Regions from separate parts of the Homo sapiens genome. Here region 1 is linked to region 2. Evidence: read pairs that join two places in POLR2A ChIA-PET (ENCODE). Cell type or tissue: HepG2. All regions are shown on one strand. Links, peaks and the distances in the headings refer to the core of each region. The heading gives the core; the rest is flanking DNA.

What was found. ChIA-PET counts read pairs that join two places held together with the same protein. Peaks named below come from ENCODE experiments on the same cell type or tissue, not always from the same donor. Only the 100,000 strongest peaks of a DNase experiment are listed, where the experiment ranks them.
Region 1: POLR2A ChIA-PET joins it to region 2 with 6 read pairs; 1 of 35 experiments calls an interaction of 5 or more read pairs at or near these places.

The regions. Positions count from the first base shown.
Region 1 is chr5:168,588,235-168,598,964 of GRCh38, reverse strand. No RefSeq gene overlaps it. Among named protein-coding and RNA genes, the nearest start is that of PANK3, 14 kb to the right of the region's middle. In HepG2, for the core only: no CTCF peak of the experiment used is centred there; DNase peaks (open chromatin) are centred at 6,754 and 7,354; H3K4me3 peaks cover 750 bases.
Region 2 is chr5:168,308,713-168,319,442 of GRCh38, reverse strand. The region is part of intron 1 of WWC1 (WW and C2 domain containing 1); the gene reads right to left. Among named protein-coding and RNA genes, the nearest start is that of WWC1, 22 kb to the right of the region's middle. RefSeq lists enhancers at 798-887, 4,631-5,154. In HepG2, for the core only: no CTCF peak of the experiment used is centred there; a DNase peak (open chromatin) is centred at 4,372; H3K4me3 peaks cover 952 bases.

The DNA.
Region 1 (10,730 bases), core at 5,198-7,697, 280 kb before region 2:
CTAACTCAGGTCAAAATGGGAGTTTATGGTAGGAATGCAGAGGTATGATAGAAACCAAACACAGCCAGGACTTATGGGGTTACAAAGCCACCAGGAATCAGAGCGCCCTGTGGTCTCTGTCATCGCTGCATCTCAGTTTTCTCTCCTAACAGATGACTTCCTGTGGGTAGCCATCTTACCCATGGCTGAGTATAACAAATGCAACCCTATTTTAACTCTAAAAGTCCACACGGCCTCTCAGCATAGCTCCCCTTATTAATCAGGTTAGTCTGTCAATATCTCAGTTACAAATTCCCAAAGGAAAAACTCAATTAGTTAGCATGGGCTAACCTTCAAGATGACACTTGCCCCAGCCAGACAACTGCAACTTCACAGGCGACCCTGAGTGAGAACTGGTTAAATGAACCTTGCCAAGCCTGAGGACCAGAAGCAATAAAAATCAAATTACTGCTGTTATTTTAAGGAGCTAAGGTTGGGGTGATTTGTTACATGGCAACAGACAACTGGAACCCAATATTAATTGATATTAGAAGTGTGTTGCTACTATAACAGAAACCTAAACATGTAGCATCATCCTTGTGCTTTAGTAGCAGGTAGAAGCTGAGGGGCCTTGATGAATGTTAGTGAAGCCTAATGGGTCTTGCGGACACCTTACAGGGAAGTGAGGGAAATGCTACTGGAAAGAAGGGAAAGAAGACCTTCACAGGTGGTGGAAGGTAGAGGCATTGTTGTCAGTTGTGATGTGGGAAAGCAGGAAATGTACCTAACGAATATGATGATCTAGCCAAGCTGCATATAGTACCAGGCAAATGAGAAAAAGCAGCTTATGAGAGTCAGAGGATGAGAAAGAAAGAAAAAAAAAAGCAGCTTAAAAAATGAAACTGTTTAGATTTCAAGCAAAATTTAGAGGGTATAAAAAAGAGGCTGGGCAACGTGGCTCAAGCCTATAATTCCAGCACTTTGGGAGGTTAAGGTGGACAGATCTCTTGAGCCCAGGAGTTTGAGACCAGACCAGCCTGGGCCACGTGGCTATATCTGGTCTCCACAGAAAATACAAAAAAATTAGCCAGGCGAGGCAGCATGTGTCTATGGTTCCAGCTACTTTGGAGGCTGAGGTGGCAGGACTGTTTGAGCCCAGAAGGCGGAGGTCATGGTGACTCAGGATTGTACCACTACACTCCAGCCTGGGTGACAGAATGAGACCCTGTCTCAAAAAAAAAAAAAAAAAAAAAAAAGCCCAGATTTTTGGGGTTTGAAAATGAAATTGCTTCTCACTCCCAGCCTCTCCAGAGGGCAAACTATTCTCAAATTAAGAAATAGCTTCCCAGCAAAGGGTGGGTACAGCATCTCTTGTTAAGAACACAGAAAGGTTTAACTCAACAACCCTTTCAAACAGACAAAATCCTTCTAAGAAGCTTAAGGGGTGCTTACTGTTTCTCTTTATTAAACAATTGGATTTCTAAGAATATTAAGGGCATTGTCCCACAGCAGCCTCAAAAGGAACCTAAGGCAGAAAGGACTCATATGAGCCAAAAGGATGTGAGGTCACAGCTTTTTTCCCAATGGAGGAAACCCCAGTAAGAATCATAGAAAATTCTCAGTGTTTTAGAAGCTGCTTGGACTAAAAGGGAAGGAGACAGTACAAGGTGAAAAGGGAGCTTTGGATCTCAAAACCTCTATGGGCAGAAAGGAGGCTGAGAAAACCACCCAGGGGGAAAAACCACCCAGGTTACATTTTAGAAAAAGGAAGATTAAATTCAGAAATTGGAACCAAGAGCCCAGAAGGCAAAGCCGTAGAGAATCATTGAGTAGAAATGGACTGTGATCAAGGAACCAGCAACACGTGCCTGACAGGATTTCATAATTGCCACAAACCAGCAACTGCTGTGCACCTCCTGTTTTCTCTCTCTCTTTTTCTTTTTTGTTTTTGTTTTGTTTGTTTGTTTGTTTGTTTCAACCAAAGTTGAAATGAAGGAAAAAGTGTTAAGGGCAGCCAGAGAGAAAGGTCTGGTTACCCACAAAGGGAAGCCCATCAGACTAACAGTGGATCTCTTGGCAGAAACTCTACAAGCCAGAAGAGAGTGGGGGCCAATATTCAACATTCTTAAAGAAAAGGATTTTCAACCCAGAATTTCATATCCAGCTAAGCTAAGCTTTTTAAGTGAAGGAGAAATAAAATCCTTTACAGACAAGCAAATGCTGAGAGATTTTGTCATCACCAGTCATGCCTTACGAGAGCTCTTGAAGGAAGCACTAAACATGGAAAAGAACAACTGGTACCAGCCACTGCAAAAACATGCCAAACTGTAAAGACCATCAATGCTAGGAAGAAACTGCATCAACTAATGGGCAAAATAACCAGCTAACATCATAATGACAGGATCAAATTCACACATAACAATATTAACCTTAAATGTAAATGGGCTAAATGCCCCAATTAAAAGACACAGACTGGCAAATTGGATAAAGAGTCAAGACCCATCAGTGTGCTGTATTCAGGAGACCCATCTCATGTGCAGAGACACACATAGGCTCAAAATAAAGGGATGGAGGAAGATCTACCAAGCAAATGGAAAACAAAAAATAGCAGGGGTTGCAATCTTAGTCTCTGATGAAACAGACTTTAAACCAACAAAGATCAAAAGACACAAAGGCCATTACATAATGGCAAAGGGATCAATTCAACAAGAAGAGCTAACTATCCTAAATACATATGCATCCAATACAGAAGCACCCAGATTCACAAAGCAAGTCCTTAGAGACCTACAAAGAGACTTAGACTCCCACACAATAATAATGGGAGACTTTAACAACCCACTGTCAATGTTAGACAGATCAACGAGACAGAAGGTTAACAAGGATATCCAGCACTTGAACTCAGCTCTGCACCAAGCAGACCTAATAGACATCAACAGAACTCTCCACCCCAAATCAACAAAATATACATTATTCTCAGCACCACACCACACTTACTCCAAAATTAACCACATAGTTGGAAGAAAACCACTCCTCAGCAAATGCAAAAGAACAGAAATCACAACAAACTGTCTCTCAGACCACAGTGCAATCAAATTAGAACTCAGGATTAAGAAACTCACTCAAAACCACACAACTACATGGAAACTGAACAACCTGTTCCTGAATGGCTACTGGGTAAATAATGAAATGAAGGCAGAAATAAAGATGTTCTTTGAAACCAATGAGAACAAAGACAAAATGTACCAGAATCTCTGGGACACATTTAAAGCAGTGTGTAGAGGGAAATTTATAGCACTAAGTGCCCACAAGAGAAAGCAGGAAAGATCTAAAATCGACACCCTAACATCACAATTAAAATAACTAGAGAAGCAAGAGCAAATAAATTCAAAAGCTAGCAGAAGGCAAGAAATAGCTAAGATTAGAGCAGAACTGAAGGAGACAGAGACACAAAAAACCCTTCAAAAAATCAATGAATCCAGGAGCTGGTTTTTTTAAAAAGATCAACAAAATTGATAGACCACTAGCAAGACCAATAAAGAAGAAAAGAGAGAAGAATCAAATAGATGCAATAAAAAATGATAAAGGGGATATCACTACTGATCCCACAGAAATACAAACTACCATCAGAGAATACTATAAACACCTTTACACAAATAAACTAGAAAATCTAGAAGAAATGGATAAATTCCTGGACATATACACCCTCCCAAGACTAAACCAGGAAGAAGTTGAATCTCTGAATAGACCAATAACAGGCTCTGAAATTGAGGCAATAATTAATAGCGTACCAACCAAAAAAAGTCCAGGACCAGACGGATTCACAGCCAAATTCTACCAGAGGTACAAAGAAGAGCTGGTACCATTCCTTCTGAAACTCTTCCAATCAATAGAAAAAGAGGGAATCCTCCCTAACTCATTTTATGAGGCCAGCATCATCCTGATACCAAAGCCTGGCAGAGACAAAACAACAACAAAAAAAAGAATTTTACGCCAATATCCCTGATGAACATCGATGCGAAAATCCTCAATAAAATACTGACAAACCGAATCCAGCAGTGCATCAGAAAGCTTATCCATCACGATCAAGTCAGCTTCATCCCTGGGATGCAAGGCTGGTTCAACACACACAAATCAATAAACATAATCAATCACATAAACAGAACCAAAGTCAAAAACCGCATGATTATCTCAATAGATGCAGAAAAGGCCTTCAACAAAATTCAACAGCCTTTCATGCTAAAAACTTTCAATAAACTAGGTATTCATGGAATGTATCTCAAAATAATAAGAGCTATTTATGACAAACCCACAGCCAATATCATAATGAATGGGCAAAAACTGGAAGCATTCCCTTTGAAAATTGGCACAAGACAGGGATGCCCCCTTTACCACTCCTATTCAACATAATGTTGGAAGTTCTGGCCAGGGCAATCAGGCAAGAGAAAGAAATAAAGGGCATTCAATTAGGAAAAGAGGAAGTCAAATTGTTCCTGTTTGCGGATAACATGATTGTGTATTTAGAAAACCCCATCGTCTCAGCCCAAAATCTCCTTAAGCTGATAAGCAACATCAGCAAAGTCTCAGGATACAAAATCAATGTGCAAAAATCACAAGCATTCCTATACACCAATAACAGGCAACCACAGAGCCAAATCATGACTGAACTCCCATTCACAATTGCTACAAAGAGAATAAAATACCTAGGAATCCAACTTACAAGGGATGTGAAGGACCTCTTCAAGGAGAACTACAAACCACTGCTCAACGAAACAAAAGAGGACACAAACAAATGGAAGAACATTCCATGCTCATGGATAGGAAGAATCAATATCGTGAAAATAGCCATACTGCCCAAGGTAATTTATAGATCCAGTGCCATCCCCATCAAGCTACCAATGACTTTCTTCACAAAACTGGAAAAAAACTACTTTAAAGTTCACATGGAACCAAAAAAGAGCCTGCATTGCCAAGACAATCCTAAGCAAAAAGAACAAAGCTGGAGGCATCACACTACCTGACTTCAAACTATGCTACAAGGCTACAGTAACGAAAACAGCAAGGTACTGGTACCAAAACAGAGATATAGACCAATGGAACAGAACAGAGGCCTCAGAAATAACACCATACATCTACAACCATGTGATCTTTGACAAACCTAACAAAAACAAGAAATGGGGAAAGGATTCCCTATTTAATAAATGGTGCTGGGAAAACTGGCTAGCCATATGTAGAAAGCTGAAACTGGATCCCTTCCTTACACCTTATACAAAAATTAATTCAAGATGGATTAAAGACTTAAATATTAGACCTAAAACCATAAACACCCTAGAAGAAAACTAGGCAATACCATTCAGGACATAGGCATGGGCAAGGACTTCATGACTAAAATACCAAAAGCAATGGCAACAAAAGCCAGAATAGACAAATGGGTTCTAACTAAACTAAAGAGCTTCTGCACAGTAAAAGAAACTACCATCAGAGTGAACAGGCAACCTACAGAATGGGAGAAAATTTTTGCAATCTACCCCTCTGACAAAGGGCTGATATCCAGAATCTACAAAGAACTTAAACAAATTTACAAGAAAAAATCAAACAACCGCATCAAAAAGTGGGAAAAGGATATGAACAGACGCTTCTCAAAAGACATTTACGCAGCCAACAGACACATGAAAAAATGCTCATCATCACTGGCCATCAGAGAAATGCAAATCAAAACCACAATGAGATACCATCTCACACCAGTTAGAATGGCGATCACTAAAAGGTCAGGAAACAACAGGTGCTGGAGAGGATGTGGAGAAATAGGGACACTTTTATACTGTTGGTGGGACTATAAACTAGTTCAACCATTATGGAAGACAGTGTGGCGATTCCTCAAGGATCTAGAACTAGAAATACCATTTGACCCAGCCATCCCATTACTGGGTATATACCCAAAGGATTATAAGTCATGCTGCTATAAAGACACATGCACACATATGTTTACTGCAGCACTATTCACAATAGCAAAGACTTGGAACCAACCCAAATGTCCATCAATGATAGACTGGATTAAGAAAATGTGGCACATATACACCATGGAATACTATACAGCCATAAAAAATGATGAGTTCATGTCCTTTGTAGGGACATGGATGAAGCTGGAAACCATCATTCTGAGCAAACTATCACAAGGACAGAAAACCAAACACCGCATGTTCTCACTCATAGGTGGGAACTCAACAATGAGAACGCTTGGACACAGGGTGGGGAACATCACACACAGGGGCCTGTCATGGGGTAGGGGGAGGGGGGAGGGATAGCATTAGGAGATATACCTAATGTAAATGACGTGTTAATGGGTGCAGCACACCAACATGGCACACGTATACACATGTAACAAACCTGCACGTTGTGCACATGTACCCTAGAACTTAAAGTATAATAAAAATATATACATTCTAAATGTATCTCAAATCATAAAGAATCTATTAGCAGGAATAAAAACATTCTGTGTGACAAGAAAAAAAATCAGAAAATGCATGTAAATCCCTTAGCTCAGTGCCTGCTACATAGTAAGTGCTCAACAAATAGCTGTCTTCATTGTTACTTGGTCATTGATATTGGTTGAGCTGGTGTTGACTGGCATGGCCTCAAATAATGAATAGGACTTCTAGGTAAGAGTACTAAGAATTCTATTAAGCATGCTGGGCAAGTGCCAGTTTGCCTTGTGCAACAGGCTCTGTGGCTGGATAACTCTGGAAGCAGAAATTCCAAACAGAGTCTAGCTATTTGTTTGGTTCCAGATAGAAATCACTCCAGTTCAGCTGCTATTGGAAACTTACTCATCTGCTAACCTTGAGGATCAGTGGCTGTGAAGGTAAACAGGAAAAAAGTAAACAAGGTAAAAGAGACAGACTTCTGTATCATGAGCGAGATCAGCCTTGCTCACAAAGGCTCAACTTCTCTAGAATGGACAGAGAATCTAGCTTGATTTTATATTAGCTAGTCATTTTTGCCAGTTAAATGTTAATTAAAAATTGACTTGCACAAAAACTGAAAGTTTGTGCTGAAGAACATCCATAGCAAAAGGTGGTGAGGCTCCTGCCACAAGGAAGCTTGTTATCTAGTAAATGCTATGAATTCACTCATTCTTACATTTATTCTCTCATTCCACCACCAGAATGCCTTCCCTTAGCTGGTTTCTTTGCCTCCTGTCCCGCCTAAGCTGTTATCTTTACCACAGCCAGAGTAAACTTTCCAAAATACAGTTCTAATCCTGACATTCCCCTGCTTTTAAATCTTTGGTGGGTCCCTTTTCCTTGAACAAAGTCCAAACTCTAACATGGTTCACAAGAAACTTTATGATCGGGCTTGAAACCTCCCAGTGGCTTTGAATTGCTTTTGAAATAGAATCCACACTCTTCCTTGTGTCCTACTAGGGAACTCAGGCAGCTTAAGGAACTTGCTTAAGTGGTAGAGCCCACTCTGACTGATTCCAAAGCCCATGCTCCAAACCAGAGCTGCTCAAAGCAGCTTTACAGTGAACTATTTGTTAATGGTCCAAGCCTAGGGCAGTGACAGCCTGGGTCAAAATGTAAATCAATGCAATGCTACCTTCATGGAGAAAGTCTTACTGTGAAGAAAATACCAGCTGAACTACAAACAGTATGATTAGTGATGCAGTTGACTTACCTCCTGCTCCATATCTTGTTGGAAGCCAAAAGCAGTCTGGGGATCAGCAGCCATCTGTGTACCACACTTTGAATAGCATTGCTCTAACCTGACCCCCACGCTGTACAGTAAGTCCTCACTTAACATTGTCAATAAAATCTTGGAAACGCAACTTCAAGCAAAACGATGTATAAGGAAACCAATTTGGCCATAGGCTAATTGATACTAACAAGAGTTAAATTCCTATGGCATAGTTCTGGTAACAGAATCATCACTAAACTTCTCATAAAGACTGAAAACACTTCTAAAAGTTAAACATTGAAACAAATGTGAGCTATACAGTCATTTAGGAAAGATTAATAAAAAGAGATAAGAGAATTATTTACCCAATTAATCCAGTTCAAGGTCCTGGGTGGCTGGGGCCTATCCTGGCAGCTCAGGGCACAAGGCAGGCACTAGCCCTGGACAGGACGTTATCCCATTGCAGAGCGCACTCACGCACACACCCACATTCACTCACACTGGGACCTTTCAGACACACCAATTAACCTCAGGTGTGCATCTTTGGGATAGTATCCTAGTGAGAGGAAAACAGAGTACCTGGAGAAAATCCATGCAGACTTGGGGAGAATGTGCAGACTCCACACAGACAGTGGCCCCAGCTGGGAAGAGATTTTTTTTTTCTCATCAACATAATGAAACGGCGTTGAAGGAAATGATGTTATTTGAAGACGTGCTGTTTTCTTACTCTTCTTATTCCTTAGCTGAGGTCTTCATATGAGGCACCTGATTTACTCCTGGCCCCTTCTTTCCTGCCTTCTGTGGACTTCTGCACAGGAACTGTCAGATAATCTGTATCATAGATGAAGAAGGGGTTTTAAAAAGTATATCCTACTTTTCAAAGCCAGCAAGAAAACCTTTTTTGGAATTATCCTCAGTTTGGGAATTTTCACAAGGCTCTAAGTTCCAGAAAGCTATTCTTGCTGGCTAGTTGGCTAAGCTTTCAGTAAAAGCCCTGATTTCCACAGCAGAACTGTGCAAACTATTCTTATATGCACTGGCCTCACAGCTAAGGCAGTGGCAGCCTCAAAAATCCTGAGATGCGGAATTCTATGATCCTGTCCTTATGTGCTCTTAGTCCTTCCTTATACTGCTGAGGAGCTCCCTAATCAGTCTTCCTCCATTCTCCATCACCATGGGCTTTCTACTAGCTTTTTCACTTCTAGCCTTACTGAATAGCCCCACCACACACACACACACACACACACACACACACACACGCACACACACACCATGCTAAGATCTTTAGTGGTAGCAGCCGTTAGGAAAGGTTTGCTTATTCATTCTTTTGTTTATTCAAATATTCGGTCGGAACTGTCTCTGTACCAGGAACTGTGTTAAAAGTTAGGAACACAATGGTAAACAATAAAAAAGACAGCCGCGCCCTCTGGGAGCTTTCTGAGCTGAGTGAGGATGTCAGACTAAATGACATCGTGATGAATGATATAAATAAAAGTATTAAAGTTCTATGAGGGCCGGGCACAGTGGCTCACACCTGTAATCCCAGCACTTTGGTAGGCTGAGGCGGGCAAATCAATTGAGGCCAGGAGTTTGAGACCAGCCTGGCCAAGATGGTGAAACCCTGTCTCTATTAAAAATTACAAAATTAGCTGGGTGTGGTGGTGCATGCCTGTAATCCCAGATATTCAGGAGGCTGAGGCACAAGAATCACCTGAACCCGGGGAACGGAAGTTGCAGTGAGCCGAGATAGCACCACAGCTTGGGCGACAGAGCAAGACTGTCTCAAAAATAAATAAATAAATAAATAAATAAATAAATAAATAAATAAATAACTTATCTGAGAAAGTAAAGCAGGCACCTATCTTAGAAAGTAAACTAATCTGTTTGCAGGCAGAAGTGATACTTACATTGAGACTTAAATGTCATCATGAATTTTTGTCTAATAGTCAACATCAAGCCAACTCTTTTGTTCCCAATGCCAAGTACTGAGTTGAACACTTTAGATGCATGAAGTGATTTCATCTTCACAAAGACTCAATGGCAAGGGAGCCATTTTTATCCCCATTTTATAGATGAGAAAACTGAGAAGCAAAATTACCACTCTAAAGTTGCACAACCAATCAGGGATTGGGACCTAATTCTGCCTGATTACAATGCCTAGTTTTTAACCACTCTACTCTAACCTGATGAAAGCCTTGATAAATACACTATTAGGCATCGCAAGTCCAGGAAGAGGGCCACCTGTAATTAGAGCTGCCCCTGATTAAACATCGTGTGAGGAAGTACATGATGGCTCCTAGGCCACACTGTCTAGTCCCACCCTTCTAAAATACCGTGATTCATTCCTACAAGAGGTGCTAGACTGCTTTTGTTGTCATTAATTATGTTTCTAGAAGTTTCTACAAGAATAAGACTTTCCAGGTTGCATCTGAAGGACCTGGGCCAACACCCATCCAATTTAATTATTTGTAAGTCCCCATATGGGGGCAGATCCCCTGCTAGGCTTGGGGACACTGAACAGAATAAGTCACAATGCTAGCCTTCAAACAGCTCATCTGGCAGTGAAAGAGACAGGCAAGTAAACGGATCACTGTATTATTTTGCAGTGAGTGAGAAAACTAGAAGCACATGCAGGGACCAGAAGTAGCATAGAAGAGAGGAAGCTTTTCTGGAGGAGGGGATTTCTAGGTTGGGTTTTAAAGTAGAAAAACGTGTTCAATGAAACTCAAAAAGAGAGTCTTCCACTTGTGAAAGGAGTGAGGACATCAGGCAGCAGCAAGCATTTAGTTTGCTAGAAGCTGCTTTTGTCTGATTGGAACATATAATGAAGGGTGAGTAGAGGCATGAGATGCAGCTAAAGAGATACACAGAGGCCAATCATGACTGGTCTTATACCCTAGGCTCAGGAGCTGGGATTTTTATCTTGAAGACAACATGTCAGGAAGAGACAAGGTCCTAAGCCCTGAAAATGATACATTCTGGTTTGCTATTGAGAAAACTCTCTCTGGCATGGGTAAAGAGGGTGGGTCAGATAAAGGCAGGCAAGAGGCAAGAAGGGTCTTTTTTTTTATTTTTTA
Region 2 (10,730 bases), core at 3,216-5,715:
CACATATTTATTTATTTATTTATTTTTGAGATGAAGTCTATGTTGCCCAGGCTGGAGTGCAGTGTTGCAATCTCGGCTTACTGCAACCTCTGCCTCCTGGGTTCAAGTGATTCTCCTGCCTCGGCCTCCCGAGGAGCTGGGATTACAGGCACCCGCCACCACGTCCAGCTAATTTTTGTATCTTTAGTAGAGATGGGGTTTCACCATGTTGGCCAGGCTGGTCTCAAACTCCTGACGTCAGGTGATCCACTCACCTTGGCCTCCCAAAGTGCTGGGATTAGAGGCGTGAGCCACCACGCCCGGCTAACACATATTTATACACGTATGTTCACAGCAGCATTGTTCACAAGAGCCAAAATGCAGAAGCAACCCAAGTGTCCACCAACAGATGAACTGATTAACAAGACGTCGTGTATATGTGTGTATGTATGTGTATATATTGCAACACATTGTATGTATATACATCTCACATATGTACGTACAATGAAACATTATTCAGCTTTAAAAAGGAAAGAAATTCTGACACAGCCGACAACATAGATAAACCTTGAGAACATTATGCTAAGTAAAATAGCCAGTCACAGGCCAGGCATGGTGGCTCATGCCTGTAATCCCAGCACTTTGGGAGGCCAAGGCGGGCAGATCACCTGAGGTTAGAAGTTTGAGACCAGCCTGGCCAACATGGTGAAATCCTATCTCTACTAAAGATACAAAAATTAGCCAGGTGTGGTAGCAGGTGCCTGTAATCCCAGCTATTTGGGAGGCTGAGGCAGGAGAATAGCTTGAACCCAGGAGGTGGAGGCTGCAGTGAGCTGAGACCACGCCATTGAACTCCAGCCTGGGCAACAAGAGCGAAACTCCATCTCAAAAAAAAAAAAAAAATAGCCAGTCACAAAAAATGACAAATACTCTAAGATTTCACTTATATGAGGCAGTCAGAGAAGTCAAATTCATAGAGACAGAAAGTAGAAGTTTTCAGAGTTTCAGTTTTGCAAGATGAAGAGCGTTCTAAAGATGGATGGTGGTGATGGTTGCACAATATGAATGTAGTTAACACCACAGAGCTGTACATCGGAAATGGTTAAAATGGTAAATTTTATATTACATATATTTTGCCACAATTAAAAATAAATTTTTAAAAAGTAAACTAAGAAAAGGTATCTGTGTAATAGATCTCAGAACCTTTATTATTGTAATTAAGGTAAAAATTATACAATCTTATAAAAAATTGGGAGCTGGTAACATTTCTGAACTTCTGGAACCAAGAGAACATTTGCAAACAGATTAAGTGTTGTGGACTTTCCATGATCTGCAGGCCAAGCCAAAGAGGTGATTAGCAGGCTTAAACTACTGATTTCTAATCAGAAAGTTAAAAAAAAAAAATCATACTTTATCAAAGAGAGCAGCAACAAAGGGCCAATAAACCCAGGAGTTACACAATAGAAGCTGAATTGTGCAGTATACCAAGACCCTCGGGTCTCTCCAGCACTGCATTCCTATCTGTGAACGTGTTCTCAGAAAGCCAGGATTTTCATGACGTCACTGGGCTATTGCATTACACTGATAACGCATCATTCAACACTGTATGACCTCTCACAAAGGCAGGCAGTGACTCTGAATGAAAATGAGGACATCTGGAAGGACATATTCTAGGAGTCATTAGGCAATTAGATCTAAACTGTCCCAGTCCACTTGCCTCTCCTTCCCACATAATCCAGCCTTTTAATCTCTCCAGTAAGCTAGGATCCTGGGAATACTGAGGAGCAGGACTTCTTTCTCTCTGAAAAGGCCTCTGTGTTCACATTTCTCAATAGCTGTATATCCTAAGAGGGCAGGAGGCAATGGGGGAAATAGGACAGGATGCCTTGGTGGGGGAAGTCCTGGGTTCAGTGCCTGGGAACTGACAAGAAGCATGGGTCTGGAGAGTCATCGCAGCCCTGTCTACTCTGCACCCCACTACCATCCTGCCAACCCCTGGGCCACACCTCCCATCCTCACTGTCCAACAGAGCAGGATCTGTGGGATCTGGCTGCGAGCTCCAGGAAGGAGGCAGGACTTCCTCCAGTGCCTGAATTCCAGGCACTGCACCCCGGAGAGTGCGAGAGCTTAACTAATTCTCAAATCAGGACACACAGACAAACGCTCTGAGAAATGTCAGAGAACTCAAGGAGGGTGAGTGATGTCACATCAACACGCCAAATACCTTGAGACAATGCAGCACTGGCAGGCACTTGGCTGCGAAGTCAGAGAGCCCAGACTGAAACCCCAACCCTCTTGCCAACTTGCTGTGTGACCTCGGTAAGTTCCCTAACCTCTCTGGGCCACAGCTGCCTCATCTGGAAGGTGAGGACAAGTGAAAATGTAAATGTCTATAAAATCCCTCAGTACGTGGCAGCTATCACTACTGCCGGGTGAGGTTTCCACAGCATCTAACAAGATTTTTGAACTATATTGTCACTTTACTCTTTTTTGAATATGAAATCTTGACCAAATGATAACAATGTACTATTTTCTTCCTGGAGGCAAATCAAGTGTAATTTGGTGAGAAGGGAAGAGAAAGGGAATGGGTTCAGAAACAACATTCTCATAAAGAAAAAAGCACAAAAGAAACTCAGTAATTGCCAAAACCTTGTAATACCTGACTCCCTCATGGAATCCCAGCAAATTTCAGAAGGATTCGGATACAGCCCATGTTGAACTAAAGCTGGAGTCTCCCCTTGGACCAATTCAATTCCAGAAGCATTTGCTAGGGCCTGCTGTGCACTTAGCCCTCAGCTGCTCGGCCCTGCTGCCTACAACCCAGCCAGTCCTTTCTTTCTCTTCAAGTAACCAAGGGGTTCTTCACCTACTGCAGACGTAGAGGGCAGGCTGCCCTCACCTGGACCTCCTGGGCTGAGTCCCCTGAGGTCACAGCAGTCTGGGCTGACCCTAGAGTCTCGCTAGGTCAGGCCTCTCCTTTCCAAAGCCACCCTGCCCGGAGCCAGCCCCACAAAAACACCCCCAGCCCTCACATACATGCAGATAAGCGAGCCAGCTTCCAGGAGGCACCCTGGACTGGTAAAGCAGGTTTCTGGTGCTCAGCTTGTTAAGAATAAGGAAATGCATTTTGTTTTTCAGAGCCAGGTGATGGACAATGTCCTTTCGATCCCAGGCACCTGCTCTCCCTTCACTGATGCGATGAAGACAGCCTGTCTGGGGCTGCTGGTATCTTTGTTTGATTTCTGTTGGGTCAACAGTTACCAGTTTGGCAAATAGCAATTGCGAGCCTCACAGAGAAAATCGTGGTCGCAAATTCTGAGAAACGCTGAGGGGGAAGGACTCTTGGGAGTTTCATGGTCCAATAGTTCTATTCTTCAGCTTCTCCTGCCTGAAAAGAGGGGGGAGGCCTGAGCATTCTAGCTGTCCTGGGTTTGGGGTCAGCCCTGGGACTGGAAAACTGTTCTTTCATCTGTTTTTCTGTAGCAGGAAGAATGTCAAGCTATGGAGTCTCCCTGAAATACAGACAGGGATCTGAGCTTACACCAGGGACACCGCAGTCCCAAACAGGTGGGCTGTGCCTCCTGCCAGCCAGAGCCTTGGCCTCTTCTTGGGTCTGATGCTCGCCCTCTGGCCCCAGACTTGACCTAGGAGTTCAGACTCACCAGGAGAGGAGTCAGAAGGTGACAGCTTCTTAACGGGAAGCGACCATTCGTCACCCCTACTCTGTAGCCCTTCCGTTGCCGCTCAGCACCCTTCACTTGCACTGATTCCTTTCTTAGTACCAATTATAGGCAAAACTTTCTGCTGGGCCTGGAGAGACTGGGCAGGATGCTTCCCCATTCAGGGGAGCAGTCAGGCAGAAAGAAACTACTACTTTGTGGTAGATTCATATTAGGAGAAAACACAGTGGGCCCCTACACAAGATGGGACAAAGATGGCAAGGAAGGCTCCCAGGGAGAGGTGGCCCTTCAGCTGAAGTTCACCAGGTGGGGCAGCACAGGGAGGTAGTATCAGAGCGCAGCGGGCACACGGTGTTGACACAAAGGAACGATCAAGCAAAGGGGCAAAGAGAGTGAGAGGTTTTCGAGATTAAGGTGTATTAGAATCATCTGGGTAGCATATAAAAATGCAGTTCCCAGAAGCCCCACTGGGATTCTGATTCAGTAGGCTTAGGGTGGCGGCCCAGGAATCTGCATTTTACAAGCTCCTCTGGGGAGTCTAAAGCAGGAAGTCTGTGGACCACACTCTGAGAAAGCCTGCTTTGAAGGAATGGAAAAAAAAAAAAAAAGTTATTTGTGGCTTTGATGGAATATTGGTTTATTTTCCTGGAATGTTCCCAAAGGGACTTTGGACAGCTCACTAATGACTCGTTCTTCAGTCATGTTACACAGACATACATGCCAACGTCAAACAAACTGGAAATGAATCTGGGGGGTGTCAGCAGCCTCCCTCACACCAACGGACTGAGTGTCTTCTGAGACGGGCGGGGGAGTGTTATCTCAGGAATGTGTTGGGGCAAGGTCCGTGCTTCCGATAAAATGCTGTGCACAGGTGAGCCAGGGCCTGGCGAGGGCAGTGTCCTAATCCCTGATGGGAAAGCCCTCTGGAATCTGGCCACACCTCCTGCCACCCTCATGCCAGGAAAGGTTAGTTGCTTCACGAGCCTCTCAGACTCTCTCTGCAGCCCGTGAATGGCTCCTTGTCCCCACCTGTACCCAGTCCCACACCTGGAGCCCACCTCTGGCTTCCCAGGACTGCTCCAGGCTCAGGTTCCCCCTGGCTGGGGCCAGGGTTTATGTTTAGGGGTCCCAGCTCACCCAACCAAAGCCTTGGCCCAAGGCATCATTGTGCTAGTCCCCTCACAGCAATATTTCTTTCCTTTTTTTTTCTTTTTTTGAGATGGAGTTTCACTCTTGTTGCCCAGGCTTGAGTCCAATGGCGCAATCTCGGCTCACTGCAACCTCCGCCTCCTGGGTTCAAGTGATTCTCCTGCCTCAGCCTCCTGAGTAGCTGGGATTACAGGTGTGCACCACCACACCTGGCTAATTTTGTGTTTTTAGTAGAGATGGGGTTTCTCCATGTTGGTCAGGCTGGTCTCGAACTCCCAACCTCAGGTGATCCACCCGCCTCAGCCTCCCAAAGTGCTGGGATTACAGGCATGAGCCACCATGCCTGGCCCCCTCACATCAATACTTCTCCCAGGCAGCCTGTGACTTACTTTGCCAGCTCAACTCCCTGCCTGGGAAACTTATTGTAGACTCCAGTTCCTCCTTGTCCTTTTCTTCCCTCTGTTCTCTGAGGACTGAAATCCTGCCTCTGTGCCTGCCACCTCATTGCTTATTAGAGCCAACAGGCACCACCCTGCCATGAGTGCTCCCACCTCTGGCTGGCCCTCATCCGCTGTCCCGTGTTCTGTAGCCCTGGTGACCTCCTGCATAGCCTGAGACTGCTCTGACCTTTGGCACCTGACCTTCTTGGTAGATGCACTGAGACCTCAGGACCTTGCATTTTCTCTGCAGGTGTGAACCCCTATCAATTGAGCTCCATCGCCCCACCCGGCTTCAATCTCTTATTTCACATGGGGCTCTGGGAATAAGCTGCGAAGCTCCTTTCTCTAGATAGTATTTATAGCTGGTTGTAAAAGTCCACTGTTTATTGATACCACAAGTATGTAGTGTGCCCTAAATCTGAACTAGAAAGAGGCACAGGCAGCCACAAAAGAAAAAAAGAAAAACAACAGAAGTAGTATTGAATAGTCAGTGCTACTCAATGTTAACATGCGTAAGTACCTCTGGGGATCTGGTTAAAATTCACATTCTGATTCAGGGGATCTGGGGTGCAGCCCGGGATTCTGCTTTTTTTTTTTTTCGTTTTTGAGACAGTCTCGCTCTGTCACCCAGGCTGGAGTGCAGTGGTGCAATCTCGGCTCACTGCAACCTCCACCTCCTGGGTTCAAGCAATTCTCCTGCCTCAGCCTCCTGAATAGCTGGGATAACAGATGCCCGCCACCACGTCTGGCTAATTTTTGTATTTTTAGTAGAGACGGGGTTTCGCCATGTTGGCCAGGCTGGTCTCAAACTCCTGAACTCAGGTGACCCACCCATCTCGGCCTCCCAAAGTTCTGGGACTACAGGCATGAGCACTGTGCCCGGCTGGGATTCTGCATTTCTAATAAACTCCCAGGCAATGCTGACGTGCTGGTCCACGGCCCACACTTCAAGTAGCAAGAGGGTAGGAATCACACAGACAAACAGGAGTTTGCCACAGGGGTTTGAGGCAGAAACCACCAGGCCCTGTGAACTGCCATGAGCATTCAGAGCAATTTACTTTCAAAGTTCTGAGAAAGAATGTCCTTAGGCTGGGCACAGTGGCTCATGCCTGTAATCCTTGCACTTTGTGAGGCCGAGGCGGGTGAATCACTTGAGGTCAGGACTTCGAGACCAGCCTGGCAAACATGACGAAACCCTGTCTCCACTAAAAATACAAAATTAGCCAGGTGTGGTGGCACACGCCTGTAGTCCCAGCTACTCGAGAGGCTGAGACAGGAGAATTACTTGAGTCTGGGAGATGGAGGTTGCAGAGATCATGCCATTGCAATCCAGCCTGGGCAACAGAGCTAGACTCTAAAAAAAAAAAAAAAAAAAAAAAGTACTTAGGATACCAGTCACCCATGACCTACCCTGAGTGGGCAGCTGCTGCGGTTGGCACCACATGACCCCTGACGTCTCCTGTACCAAGTGATAGTCCAGCTCAAGGCTGGCTCTGTGATATTTTCAACTCAGCATCTCTCATGATTTGCAGCAGCTGAGCTGAAGGGTTAGGAGGCATAGGCTGGGGCCATGAAGTCCATTGCGGTCACCTGCAAACTAATGCTGTGATACTGTAATAACCATTAACATTTTAAAGCATTTATGATGAGCCTTGCTTCTCTGCTAAATGCCTTAAATAAGATAATCCATGCTTAATTCTCACAACAACCCTTCAAAGTAGATGGCAGTTTAAGACCACAAGCTCTGGAGCCAGACAACTTGAGCTTGAATCCTGGCTTTGCCACTTTCTAGCTGTGCGACCTTGGGCAAATTACTCAATCCCCCTGTGCCGCCACGTCTTCATCTCTAAATAACGACAATATTAGTACCTTTCTCAGAAGGTTGGTATGATGGTTAGTTGAGCTAATAAATATAAAACAGTTAGAACTGTGCTTTGCACTCAATAAAATCTTGGTTATTGTTCCTTTTTTTTTTTTTGAGACGGCGTCTCGTTCTGTCACCCAGGCTAGAGTGTAATGGTGCAATCTCGGTCACTGTAACCTCTGTCTCCCAGGTTCAAGTGATTCTCCTGCCTCAGCCTTCTGAGTAGCTGGGATTACAGGCATGCACCACAATGCCTGGCTAATTTTTGTATTTTTTTTTTTTTAGACTGAGTCTTGCTCCGTCACCCAGGCTGGAGTGCAGTGGCACGATCTCAGCTCACTGCAACCTCTGCCTCCCAGGTTCAAGAGATTCTCCTGCTTCAGCCTTCTGAGTAGCTGGGATTACAGGTGTGCGCCACCATGCCCGGCTAATTTTTGTAATTTTTTTTTTTTTTTAGACTGAGTCTTGCTCTGTTGCCTAGACTGGAGTGCAGTGGCACAATCTCGGCTTACTGCAACCTCTGCCTCCCAGGTTCAAGCAATTCTCCTGCCTCAGTCTCCTGAGTAGCTAGAACTACAAACACCTGCCACCACACCCAGCTAATTTTTTGTATATCATTTTTAGTAGAGATGGGGTTTTGCCATGTTGGCCAGGCTGGTCTTGAACTCCTGACCTCAGGTGATCCACCTGTCTTGGCCTCCCAAAGTGCTGGGATTACAGACGTGAGCCACTGTGCCTGGTCTATTATTACCCTTAGCCTTATTTTTACAAAGCAAGGGAACAGGCTCAAAGTGATTAAGCAGCTTGCCGAGGGTCACACGCTAGTAAGAGGCAGAACTGACTCATAAATGAGGGTTTTAGGAGGCAGAGGAAACCATGACATAGGTGGGTAGGTATAGAGGGAGGTGTGGGGAGATGCTGCTGCCTCGGTTCCTCACACCTCCCTGTTGCAGCCCGCACCTGCCCAGCAGCAGGGGCCGCTATTCCTTGCCTGAGATTCCTGTGCTTTTTTCCAGAGCCATCTTGTATGGGCCTCTGTAGCCTTCGACCAGAAAGGGCCTGACTTGAAGCAGACCCCTTCCTGCTGGAAGTAGGGAGGGAGGCAGATGACAGATGTCCCATGGAGCAGGAGGCACTAGGTGCTGCCTGGGAGGGGAGGGGAGGAGTCAATGCATACAGGTGGGGCTGGTGAGCTGCAGTCCAGCAGGAAGAATGGCAAAGTGTAGGGCATGCTTGGGAACTGACACCAACCCAGGTAGGCTAGAAGCCAAGGACCAATGAAGAGAACTCAGCAACCATGGCTACCAATTATTGGCACCTGCAAGGGTGATGGGCACTCTGCAAAGTGCTTTACTTTATTTATTCAGTTTAATCCTCATAAAAACTGCATGAACTAGTGTGGTTATGTAAGAGAACAACCTTATTTCTTAGGAAATTCACACCAATGTATTTAGCAGTAAAAAGAAACGTATCTCCAAGTTATGCTTTTTTTTTAGACAGGGTCTCCCTCTGTCACCCAGGCTGGAGTGCAGTGGCACAATCATGGCTCACGGCAACCTCGACCCCCTGGGTCCAAGTGATCCTTCCACCTCAGCATTCCACAAGATGATGGAACCACAGGCATGCACTACTATGCCTGGCTAATTCTTTTATTTTTTGTGCAGACAGAGGTCTCCCTATGTTGCCCAGGCTGGTCTTGAACCCCTGGGCTCAAGCTATCCTCCCACCTTGGCCTCCCAAAGTGCTGAATTTACAGGCATGAGCCACTCTGTGCCTGGCCTCCAACTTACTCTTAAATGGTGTTTGTTTGTACATAAATATTTTATATATATCTATAAATGATATACATTATATGTACAATTTCTATATCTTTGGATACATTATATATACTCAGAGATACAGAAATGGGGTGTATATATATATATACACACACACAATTTAAATGGTTTAGATAAATAATTATATATAATATATTCAGAGAGAAAGAATAAGAGAATATAAGGTAAATGGTCAACGCAAAAAAACTGGTAAATCTGGGTAAAGGGTATATGGAAATTTCTTGTACTATTTTTGAAATTTTCCTATATGTTTGAAATATTAAAATTAAAGAGATACAAAAATATTACAGGGGAAAGGTCTTCTTAAGACACTTAAAAATAGGATGAAGTAAACACTATCATTCTCATTCTTACAGATGAGGAAAGTGAGGCAAAATATGAGATGCTTAGAAGATAAGGGTGAGACCAGCTTCGAGAAGGTCAGCAGTGTGTCCCCCAGCACCCCAAGGGGACAGGGAAGGGGGAGGGCTGGTCAGCGCTGGGTTGTGTTAGACTGAGCTGGTACCCTCTCATGGTAATGGCAGAAAAGGCAAGAGGCGAAGTTGTTTGAGACCAGAATGGGATTCAGTTTTCGATTTGTTGTAGTTTGTCGTGCTTGTCTAGACACAGAAATGATGTCCAGTGGGTACCTAGAAACAGACACCTGTGGCTTCATGGCAGAGGAGGTGGTTGAGGGCTTGGGGACACAGGACACCCCTAGGGAAGAGCAAAGAGGGAGAGGTCTCCATGTTCTACTAAGACAGAGGGAGAGGTCTCTATGTTCTACTTAGAGGGAGAGGTGTCTATTTTCTACTAAGACAGAGGGAGAGGTCTCTATTTTCTAAGACAGAGGGAGAGGGGTCTATTTTCCACTAAGCTTCTATAGGAATAAACAGAAAAGGAATGAGGTGTCAGAGCCTGCAAAAGAAAGGGTGGCAGAACTTGGCAGCTAGATGAAGGAAGAAGGAATGGAGATGGATGTTTCTGGAAATAGGGGCTGCCTGTGGAGAGGGGGCTGGGTAGGTAGGGACCAGGTGTGAGGAAGATCTACATTCCACTATGCACCCTTTGGACCTTAAGCATGGGAACCATGCCTATGTTGTAATCATTACAGAGATACCGTCTCACGGTAATGGCAAAAAAGGCCAGAGGCAAAGTTGTTTGAGACCAGGACTGGATTCAATTTTCGATTTGTTGTTTGCGGTGCTTGTCTAGACACAGAAATGTCCAGTAGGTACCCAGAAATGGGCACCGGAGGCTTCATGGCAAAGGATGTGGTTGAAGGCTTGGGGACACAGGACACCCCTAGGGAAGAGCAAAGAGGGAGAAGAGTGCAAAATGCCCCACCTCCTCTGGATGAGGATGACCCTGTAAAGGAAGGGAGTTGGGAGCACTGCTAGGTGCTACAGGAGGTCAAGGAGGATACCACTGTGTGGCCCCTGGTGACACTTCTGGAACCTCGCTCTGAGGCTGGGGTGGGAGAAGGAGGGATGGAGGTGCTGAGGCATGAATGGGGGCAGTGGAGGCAGTGGATGTGGGACTCTTCTATGTTCTTCAGGTAAAGGGGCACCAGGTGGGGTTTGCAGATTGAAGACTTCTTCTTGGAGAGGGAGCCCCTGAGCATACTGGAGAACTGAAAGTCCATGAAAGACTGAAGAAAGGAAGAGATTGTTTTGATGTGAGGACCAAGAAGTGGGCCAGGTTGTGGAGGAGGCTGAAGGGATTCTAGCTGGGTCTCTACATTGATTTGCAATTTGGCACAAATCTATTCCCTTGATCAGTGGTTCTCAAACTGAAGATT